2 separate regions of the Homo sapiens genome follow, and region 2 is linked to region 1. A link is an interaction called in ENCODE POLR2A ChIA-PET data of the cell type or tissue named here. Cell type or tissue: Panc1. All regions are shown on one strand. Links, peaks and the distances in the headings refer to the core of each region. The heading gives the core; the rest is flanking DNA.

Region 1 (5,389 bases), core at 61-5,060:
AAATGTAATCTTACATTCTGTACCAGCACTCCATCTCAAGCTGATATTTACAACTGTTTGCTCCCCGACTTGGTATCTCAGTACTCCATTTCTGCAGCTGTAATTGAGTTTCAAAGTTACACAGCAATAATTATTTTATAAAATTTTTATTACAGTAGGCTAAATGAATGCAAAAGCAGAATAATCAATTTATAAACTAAAATTAAAATTATAGACACTATATAAATGGTTTCTTTTTAAAACTCTTCAATTAAGCACTGCTTCTACCAGACCAAGAATATTTTAAAAGCATGAATGAAGTGGAATGCAAAATCAATGATATCAATGAGTGTATTTTACTTTTGTATTTTACTCTTCTTTTTTTTGAGACGAGGTCTTGCTCTGTCCCCCAGGCTGGAGTGCAGTGGTGTGATCTCAGCTCACTACAACCTCCATCTCCCAGGTTTAAGCAATTCTCCTGCCTCAGCCTCCCAAGTAGCTGGGATTACAGGTGCATGCCACCACGCCCGGCTAATTTTTGTATTTTTAGTAGAGACGAGGTTTCACCATGTTGGCAAGGCTGGTCTCGAACTCCTGACCTTGTAATCCACCTGCCTTGGCCTCCCAAAGTGCTGGAATTACAGATGTGAGCCACCACGCCCAGCCTTATTTTAATTCTTAGCATGTATGAGGGTATGTCACCTAGACCCATGTGTCAATTGCTTTTTTAAAATATGCATATTTAAAATGGAAGGATTACAAAATTCAGTAATGCTATATAGACTGAATAAAAATTTAGTTTTTGTTTTCAAAATAAAACTCATAAGCAAATAAATCATTTTGTTTGAATGCTTCAGTTTTAAGTAGTATTATAAACAAATTTCACTACTGAATCTTGTGGTCCAAGCTTCCATATTTCTTCTCTTTCAGGTCAGTAGAGAAAATATTTTTCATGCCTATGTTTTGAAAAGAATCGTAATCAAAATTAAAAACAACAGTGCAAATCTCTTGAAATCCAAAATGAATCATAAAAATATTAAAGTATGATTAATACTATTAACTCTTTTGTAATGCAAGAATTACTTGGGCACTTAGCCAACATGTACAACAACATACAGTTATATGAGAAACTTAGTCATCTGTCTTTAGGTGCATAAATGTCTAAACCTATTAATTCTCAAGGGAGATGAGAGATGAATACAGAATAAGCTAAAAACATTTTTCAAACTAGGCACAATCCCTCTCTCTATTAGACTAGGGACAGGGAAAATGTAAATGCTTGGGAAAACTTGTAACTTAATCAGAAAGCTACGCCCCTCACCTTGTTAAACCCCCTTCCTAAGAACTTCTCTGCCGGGCACAGTGGCTCACGCCTGTAATCCCAACACTTTGGGAGGCCAAAGTGGGTGGATCACGAGGCCAACATGGTGAAACTCTGTCTCTACTAAAAATACAAAAATTAGCCAGGCGCGGCGGCAGGCACCTGTAATCTCAGCTACTCGGGAGGCTGAGGCAGGAGAATTGCTTGAATCTGGGAGGTGAAGGTTGCAGTGAGTCGAGATTGCACCGCTGCACTCCAGCCTGGTGACAGAGCAAGACTCTTGTCTCAAAAAAAAAAAAAAAAAGAACTTCTCATCTAACCATCTTTATGATGATCTTCTACAAGGAAAGATTTAGTAATAACAATCATAATAAAATAATGACAACACCTTATATTGAATATTACTTTGCTATTTACAAAGTCCTTTCATTTAATTATTTAATTTGACGCTTACAATAGCTCTATGAAGTAGTCATGGTAGATACTCATTTTGCAACTGAGAAGTCACTTCTTTGAAGGAATATATATATATACACACACACACACACACACATATATATATCTCTTCAATAGTTTCAGCTATATATACTACAGCTGGGGCTAGGATTTAAGGTTATCTGATGCTCAGTCCAGTTCTCTTTCCCTGTATAATACAGTTTCCTTGAGATGGTGCTTCCTGAATTTTTTTAAAGTTGTTTTAACTTAAATGCAAGTCAAATTCTTCAGTTTCCTCTCATACGATTCCTATTTCTGGGTTAAGACTTCTGAAAACATGAAAGGAAATGAAACGTGAGCAAAACATAGATTTAAGAACTCCTAGGCATGGATCCACCAAAGACAACTCAACAAGAAAAAGGGTGTGACCTAATGCTGTGTTTCCAAAAGCAATGATTAGGGAAAGGAAGACAACAATCTGAGAGGAGCAAGAGAGAGCTGGTTTAACTCAGCTATTAACCCTCAGTTCAGCTCCCCCAAAGTCATATTAGCTTCTTAAAATAAACAGAAGAAAAAGTACTGAGATTCAAACCCTTGGCCAAGGGAAAACCACATTGAATACAGTGGGAATCAAGTCAAGAAGTCTTCCACATCATAACAGAGTCAAGTCTGAACAGAATTGACCAAGCAGGAAAAAAATGAAAATAAATGTAATGGAAGCTCTGAAAACATACTATAGGAAAAGAAACAAGGAAAGAAGAGAGAGAGAAAGAGGGAGGGAGGGAGGGAGGGAGGAAAAAGGGAATGACAGAAAAGACCTTGAAGAAAAATCAACTTAAAGATCAGAAGGAGGCCGGATGCGGTGGCTCACGCCTATAATCCCAGCACTTTGGGAGGCCGAGGTGGGTGGATCATCTGAGGTCAGGAGTTCGAGACTAGCTTGGCCAATATGGTGAAACCCCTTCTCTACTAAAAATACAAAAATTAGCCGGGCGTGGTGGCAGGCGCCTGTAATCCCAGCTACTCAGGAGGCTGAGGCAGGAGAATCGCTTGAACCCAGGAGGTGAAGGTTGCAGTGAGCCGAGATTGTGCCATTGCACTCCAGCCTGGGGGACAACAGCAAAACTTCGTCTCAAAAAAAAAAAAAAAAAAAAAAAAGATCCCAAGGAAATTATTAAAATTTGCTTCATGCCATAACATACATTAATGAGACTATTAATTCAATAAAGTGTGAGCTCAAAGAGAAGATGATAAAACCACAGAATGAGATTAAAAAGATGTGACTGAAACTATATCATCATAGGACTAATCAGTAAGCTAGAACATGGCAAGGAAGAATAGATACCACTGAATATAAAATCATAAAGCATAAAATATGAATTCAAGTAGAATAAAAATAATGCTAATAAATTAAGGAAAAATAAAGGATCAAAATTCCAACTAATAATCGTTGGCTTCTCTGTGCTAGAGAAACTACAAATGCACCAGAAGCTGTGGTGAAAGATACAATAGTAGAAAAATTTCCACACTCTCACCCCAAGTGAAGGAAAAAAATCTGGATATGCAAATCGGTTCCAAGAAAATTGTATATAGAATGCTCAATATAGAAACTACCTTAGTTAGTAACCACTGAACATCAAGTACAAAGAAAGAATTCTTTAGATGTCCAGGAAAGCACATCGCCCACTGTAATGGTTAATTTTATGTGTCAACTTGACTGGGCCATGAGGTGCCCAAACATCTGCTCAAACATTATTCTGGGTGTGTCTGTCAAAATGTTTCTGGGTGAGATTCACATTTCAATTTATAGACCGAGTAAAGCAGATTGCACTCCCCAATGTAAATAATCAACTGAAGACATGACTAGAACAAAAAGGCTGAAGAAAAGAGAATTCTTTCTGCCTGGTTACAAGAGCTTTTCTAGCCTTGCGACTTGGTCTAAAACAATGGTTCTTCCTGGGTGTCAAGCATGCTAGCATTTAGACCGAACTATTAGAACCATCAGTTCTCTTGGTTCTCGGGACTCCAGATTCAGACTCAGACTGGCTCTCCTGGGACTCCAGCTTGCTGCCTCCAGGTCTTGAGATTTCTCAGCTTTCATAGTTGCATAAGCCAATTCCTTATAATAAATTACACACAGAGGCACACACATGCACATCCTATTGGTTCTGTTTCTCTGGAGAACCCTGACTAGCACATATATACAAAGGTGAAAAAAAATCAGACTGGCTTCCCAGGTATTCCTAGTAACATACAATGGCAGAAACTAGAGACACATTCACAAATTCTAATGAAAAGAAACGGTGGCCAGGCACGGTGGCTCACGCCTGTAATCACAGCACTTTGGGAGGCTGAGGAGGGTGGATCACCTAAGGTCAGGAGCTCGGGAACAGCCTGGTCAACGTGGTGAAACCCCGTTTCTACTAAAAATACAAAAATTAGCCGGGTGTGGTGGTGCGCCTGTAATCCCAGCTACTCAAGAGGCTGAGGTGGGAGAATTACTTGAACCTGGGAGGCGGAGGCTGCAGTGAGCCAAGATCGCACCACTGCACTCCAGCCTGGGCAACAAAGCAAGACCCCGTCTCAAAAAAATAATAATAATAATAAATAAGAAAAGAAACTGTGACTCCGGAGCACAGATTCAGTCATGGCATCTTTCTAGTATAAAGACCATAACAGATAGTTTTAAACATAAAAGAACTAGGAATATCACTGAAGTGCCCTTCTTGAAAAAATATGTGACAATGAAATCTAAACAAATAAAAGGTGAATCAAAGTAAAGATCAGAGAAGCTATGGTACAAAGACTGGTGGGGAACAACACTTCCACTTAAACCAAGAAGTTATACTAAAACAATGAAAACTATGATTACAGAAAGTAAACACTGTAAATCTGGATAACTTGAAAATAATATAACTAACAGCCAGTGAAGACGGGCAAAGAGAAGATGGAAGAGTATTAATGTTCACACTTTATACTACCTAAAATTGAGGGGAAAATATTTTTATTTTTAAAATTATTTATTTTATTTTATTTTATTTTATTTTTTTGAGACACAGTCTCACTTTGTCACCCAGGCTGGAGTGCAGTGGCACTATCTCGGCTCACTGCAACCTCCGCCTCCCAGGTTCAAGCAATTCTCCTGCCTCAGCCTCCTGAGTGGCTGGGATTACAGGCATGCACCACCACACCTGGCTAATTTTTGTATTTTTAGTAGAAATGGGGTTTCGCCATGTTGGCCAGGCTGGTCTTGAACTCCTGACTTCAGGTGATCCGCCCGCCTCGACTTCCCAAAGTGCTGAGATTATAGGGGTGAGCCACCACGCCCAGCTGGAAAATACTTTTAAATGTTCTTCACAACCTCTTTTATAACTTTAGAGGGATAATTTAGGAAATATTTCTTGGGGAGGAGAAACATTTTTTTTTGAAGTCCAACAATTCCTCCAGTTATGTTTCATTTTATTTTTCTTCTACTGAATTCAACAGTTTTTATTGAGAAACAGTACTTAGGCCATGATGACATTTTTATACAATATCACTATTTGAGTGCATGCATAGAAAGAGGCAAGTCCCTTCGGTGTTAACTGTGGCAGTGTCTAGGTGGTGGTATTTTAGGTGATTCACATTTACTTTTCATTTTTACTTTCCTAAATA
Region 2 (5,389 bases), core at 215-5,214, 100 kb before region 1:
GATACCAAAAACTTGGTGATCAAGATAAATAACATTTCAATAAAACAAAATTAATGTAAAAATCTATGTATTTTTAACAAAATATCAATTTTTTTTTTTTTTTTTGAGACGGAGTCTCCCTCTGTTCCCAGGCTGGAGTGCAGTGGTGCGATCTCAGCTCACTGCAAGCTCCGCCTCCTGGGTTCACGCCATCCTCCTGCCTCAATCTCCTGAGTAGCTGGGACTACAGGTGCCCCGCCAACACGCCCGGCTAATTTTTTGTATTTTTAGTAGAGACAGGGTTTCACCATGTTAGCCAGGATGGTCTTGATCTCCTGACCTCGTGATCCGCCCGTCTCGGCCTCCCAAAGTGCTGGGATTACAGGCATAAGCCACCGTTCCCAGCCAAAATATCAATTTTTTAAATACAGACAGGATCAATAGCATACTGATTTTTCCTTTATGTCACAACTCCACTGTGGCTCTGCCTATATTGACTGCATGAACGCAAGCCTTGGTGAGAACAGTGGAAATTAGAGAGCACGTGTCCTGAAAGGTTTCACATTTATTACAAAATACTGTGATGCTGTGCTGACTGAACTCTGAGGCCACATATGCAACCTCTAGCCCTAAGGGGGTCTACCAGTATGTGAATATCAAGAATCTCAAAAGAAGCCTTACACTCCATGCGCCTCTCAGGAATGTAGGTGGGTCAAGGTAGATTAGCCAGAGTTTCCTTTACAAAAGGAGTTAGAACACATCATGCGGAATGAAGGGAACTGAAAAACTCAGGTTTGGAGGAAAATGGGGCTATCCCTTCAATGCCTGCTGTGGATGCCAAATAGAAAACCTGTCCGTTCTAGGGGGATAAGAGGTCAAGCTCAATTAAGGGATCCTGTCTGGATATCAGCAAGAAGCATCAATGACTTATGGGGGCATTCTGATAATCTTCCTACCACTGAAAGAAGAGAGAGGGCAAACAAAAAAGGAGCAATATGTCGCTCAGAAGGCACTTTGATGGTAAAGCCACTGTTTGTAGTCTAACTGCAGTGGCTTATATTTATTGAGCACTCTCAGTGCTGAGCACTTTATATACATCACCTCAGCTGGGCATGGTGGCCCACACCTATAATCCCAGCACTTTGGGAGGCCAAGGCGGGAGGATCGCTTGAGCCCAGGAGTTCAAGACCAGCCTGGGCAACATAGGAAGAATTAAAAAAAAGAAAATAATAAAAAGCATTACCTCATGTCATGTTGATAACATGTCTATGTGGTATGTATTATCCTTTTTTCATGATAAAGAAACTGAAGGTAATAATAGCAGAGCTGGGACTTGAACTCAGGTAGTCCGATTCCAGAGCCTGCAGGTTTAACTACTCACTATACTGCCTCTTAGGAGTTAAGACAGGTAGAAAGCACTTGCCCAAAATAATACTGATGGAAAGGTGCCTGGAGAATTTGCAGTCTGTCAATTCTCCCAGACATTTCAAATTTAAGCTTTGGATCAAGCAAGAGCACGAGCAAGCTGTACAGCCATCAGCTTGACACTGAAGGACAGTATAATCTAACACTGAAGGACAAAAGGAATCTAACACAAAGATGCTGTTGAAGGCATCATCCTCTACGTTGACACAGTGTCCACCTTACCCAAACCCATGGGGAAACATTTATTGTTGCTGAGTGTCAAGAAAAGCTGTATCCCTAAATAGTTGCTTTGTTTGTAAATGTGAATGTAGTGAATTCTATACCTGTTTGGTTTCCATCTTTGTTACGGCTGCTAGGAATTTTTAAGCCAAATTAATATCCTACATCTAAAAACTCTGCAGGGCCATATGTCTGCAATATGTGTTTTGGTATACTATGCTCACTTCTTGCTTTATTAGTTTCCTACCCATATCCTTCTTTGGTCCTGATTTCTACAGCTATGTATTTTCTCCTTTCCTTCATTTATTATACTGTCACTAATGTCTTATAGAATCAGGTGCCAAGTGAATGAATGAACAATATTCAAACAATAAGTTGCCTTTTTATGAATTGGAGGAGACATGTGACACCCATTCCAGTCTCTGAATCTCAATCAGAGAAAAGCCCAGACTCAATCAACAAGGCAGTGTTTATGGGAACCCTGTGATTAAAAGGTGGTAGCAACAGAGCAACTAGCAAAACTGCAATATGGTCAGAAAGGGTGAATGATGACCTCCTGTTAGCAAAGAGAGGAACTATAATGACCACCCCCAGAGATTACTTGAACCATGCTGGGGGCCCTGCCAATGAGAGAAGAACTTTGGAGCACTGAGTTTCCATTGATGATGCCAGTAAAAGTTTGAATCTGAGACTTCTATTAGCATGACCCACACATTCTTGAATCCATCCTTCCAGAGTGCAACATCCTATAAGACATGATCATATACACATAAAAGCAGCCTATGTTTTTGCATTGGTTTGCCCCACTGATATGCAGTGTGTCGCTCCAAATCATAATTAAGCTTTTAGGTACAAAGTTTATCCTATGTCTACAAGTTATTAAGTGATTTCACTTTCAAGGGCCCCCTTAATGTTCCCAAAGCTACCCCTGTTCAAGTCATTCAACTTTTTTATTGATTCAGTAACACAGACATAGCACAGCCAGGTTGATTGGTCTGTTCCAAGTGGTCAGCAGAGGAAAGGGATGCACATGAAAAAGGTAAATTTGGATCAGGGGAATCTTATGAGAAGAGGTCTGGTCAGAGCCTGACTCAGGTTGTGGAAGCAAATCCACTCTAAATTCTGTGCTCAGGGGTCCCCCATTTGGATACTGATTGACAGGCTGATGTGCACTTCACCCCATGCCTAGACAGTGATCTGGAGCTCAAAGATACATGGTCACTCCAACACTCCTTCTAAATGATGATACCTGCCATGGAAAATTTCCTATGCTACATTGGAAATATCCATAAAAGACCTTCATGTTTCTGAATCAATCAACCAACAAACATTTAAGCATCAACATCCATGAGTTCATTATTGTGTTAAGTTTGTGGGTGAAACACCCTCCCCACCCCACACACAAACTAAGACATGATTGATGCCCTCAAATAACTCACTATTTAGTTGAGAATATAAGCTTATTACAAATTACAGCATCCTTATAATCAAAGCATTTCGTATTAGCAATAAAAGTTCAAAGAAGGAATAGGACACTGAGAGTGGGGTTTGTTAGAGTAGAGATAGAACTTGAGTTGAACCTGAAGAGTAGGTAAAACGTAATTATGAGCAGAAAATGGCAGCACTTATTCCATTTTGGGGAGAAGAGGAGGTAAATTGTAGACTCAGCTAGCCATAGTAGTTTTGAGCTAATACCAGAGTTCTCACATCTCTCTGGTTGACTTAAGAGACAGTGTCAGATACTCCAGGGAAGGAAGAACAATCCTTCAAAGACCACATAACTTAAACAGTTTTGCAGAATCAATTTCAGGTTTTACTTTCCTTGTTTACCCAGTTGGACTTCATTTGATTCTTTTCCCTTCCAGGTGGGTCTTACTTTCCCAGTTATATTTTGAGCTATAATAATGAAAACACATTTATTGGAGTTGGTTTAAAAAAATGTTCAAAATATGTTTGCTACATCTTTTTTAATGGAATGTATTATCCTTCCAGATAGCTGTGCTGCAAGTACTGATTATGACTCGCTGTACTGGGATGAGGGTACATCTTCCAATTATAAAATTAATGTAACGTAGCTCCATTTCCCCAAGTCTACTTCTGGCTACCTGGGAGACCTTCATTTGTCTTGGAGATGGTGATGGAATTACCTAAGGAATGGGGGGATACAGCTTATCCTTGGGTATGGGGGCAGGAAGATAATTGATTCAAAGCAAGTAGACAGTCTCAAAGCAGCCAGTGATGTTCCTGAAGCCACTAGAACTAGATGGAGCCTACATTCTCCTGTCAAGCTAAGGGCTTTAGAAACACCAGGGAGAGGGAAGCAGCACATTTCGTTTCTTTGTAATAAATCTCCCATCTTATTGTCTAAGACAGTTTGCTCTCCTGAGGACACAGGGCCTGCTTCCTAGCCTTTTCCAATCGAGCTCTTCCTTGCCTACCACCCATTTCCATTAAAATGGTTTACTGGGATTCGAAAGAGGCAAGCTGCCACATCAAGCTTTTTATTTTCTCTGAACTCCCTCCCTCCCCTCCAATCTCATTTAGACCTTTTTCCTTTTCTCTCCCTTCCCCACCTTCCCATCCTTGTCTTCTTCAGTCATCCATTATTACCCATGGGATCTCTTTCTATAGGTCTTCAGAGAGAAACGATTCCTGGATTAGATTTTGAAGCAAAGCATTAGGAGACTTTAACTCAATCTCAATTACTATTTGACACTATGCTTTATGAGTGAAAAATGCAATAAAATAGTGATTTCTAAATTTAACTAGCATTGTGTAATGCAATTATTTATTACAGAAGGCTATTGTTTATCTATCGCCTGAGCTGTTGGTTAGCGTGAAAAAGACAGTGTACAGGAAGCCCTAGAGATCGATCATTATCTAAAGTGGTTAATCAAATATCTAGTTTGTTTCCATGATTTTTCCTCCAATAACCATGTGACCTATCACACAATGTACCAGTGGACTATAATTCAAATCCTTATATCAAAACTAGAACACAACCTAGCAGGAAATGCAAAGAGGTGACTTTTTCATTCTATTGTTGGAAATGCTAAAAAAGACAATTAAGGCAGAGTGAACTATATTTTTCTCCCGCTCACCCATCCTCACTTTGCTCCCTCCCCTAATAACCATAAGCTGAAACCACTTAAGGATTACAATTATCTGTCATCATTATTGCCCGTATTATGACTAGGCTGCTACCCATTGCAAATGACACTTCTGAAAATGAAAGATGCTCTTCTGAGAGATTTTTGTGTGTTTGTTTTTAGCTTTATAGGCTCCTTCAGGCACAATGGGGGAGGATGTTGGGGGGAGATGGAAATTCAGTCAGGAAAACAATTAACTAGCACAGCTTCACTGCACAGTAACATCAAATCATACAGCAATTAGAACTCTGCAAAACCCCTGGTTTGGTTTCATGCACATTTAAGGATGAAAACTGATACGTACACTGAGCTGATGCTAGACTGCAAATGAAAAAATCAAAGAGGTAAATATTGTAAAATTTCATTCTCTGCCTAATCACATCTCTGGAATGGTGATTTGAGCTAAGAGTATTTTCCGTCTGTGCACAAGGAAATTCACCTCTCTCCTCTAGCCTTAGAAAATTGCTAGAGAACTGTCCACCATTCCTTTTCTTCTACATTGAATATAAAACATTAATTCTTGCCAAAAAATAGATTGTACTTGTTGAAAATAAAGGGGTTAATTAACCCATTGTCCCCACAGATTACCAAAGCCTTGATTGTTAAATCCAGAAAAT

What was found. ChIA-PET counts read pairs that join two places held together with the same protein. Peaks named below come from ENCODE experiments on the same cell type or tissue, not always from the same donor. Only the 100,000 strongest peaks of a DNase experiment are listed, where the experiment ranks them.
Region 2: POLR2A ChIA-PET joins it to region 1 with 23 read pairs; 2 of 35 experiments call an interaction of 5 or more read pairs at or near these places.

What each region holds. Positions count from the first base shown.
Region 1 is chr3:177,302,156-177,307,544 of GRCh38, reverse strand. The region is part of intron 1 of LINC00501 (long intergenic non-protein coding RNA 501); the gene reads right to left. Among named protein-coding and RNA genes, the nearest start is that of LINC00501, 10 kb to the right of the region's middle. RefSeq lists a silencer at 1,977-2,177. In Panc1, for the core only: no CTCF peak of the experiment used is centred there; no DNase peak of the experiment used is centred there; H3K27ac peaks cover 2,296 bases.
Region 2 is chr3:177,404,889-177,410,277 of GRCh38, reverse strand. No RefSeq gene overlaps it. Among named protein-coding and RNA genes, the nearest start is that of LINC00578, 34 kb to the left of the region's middle. In Panc1, for the core only: no CTCF peak of the experiment used is centred there; no DNase peak of the experiment used is centred there; H3K27ac peaks cover 1,433 bases.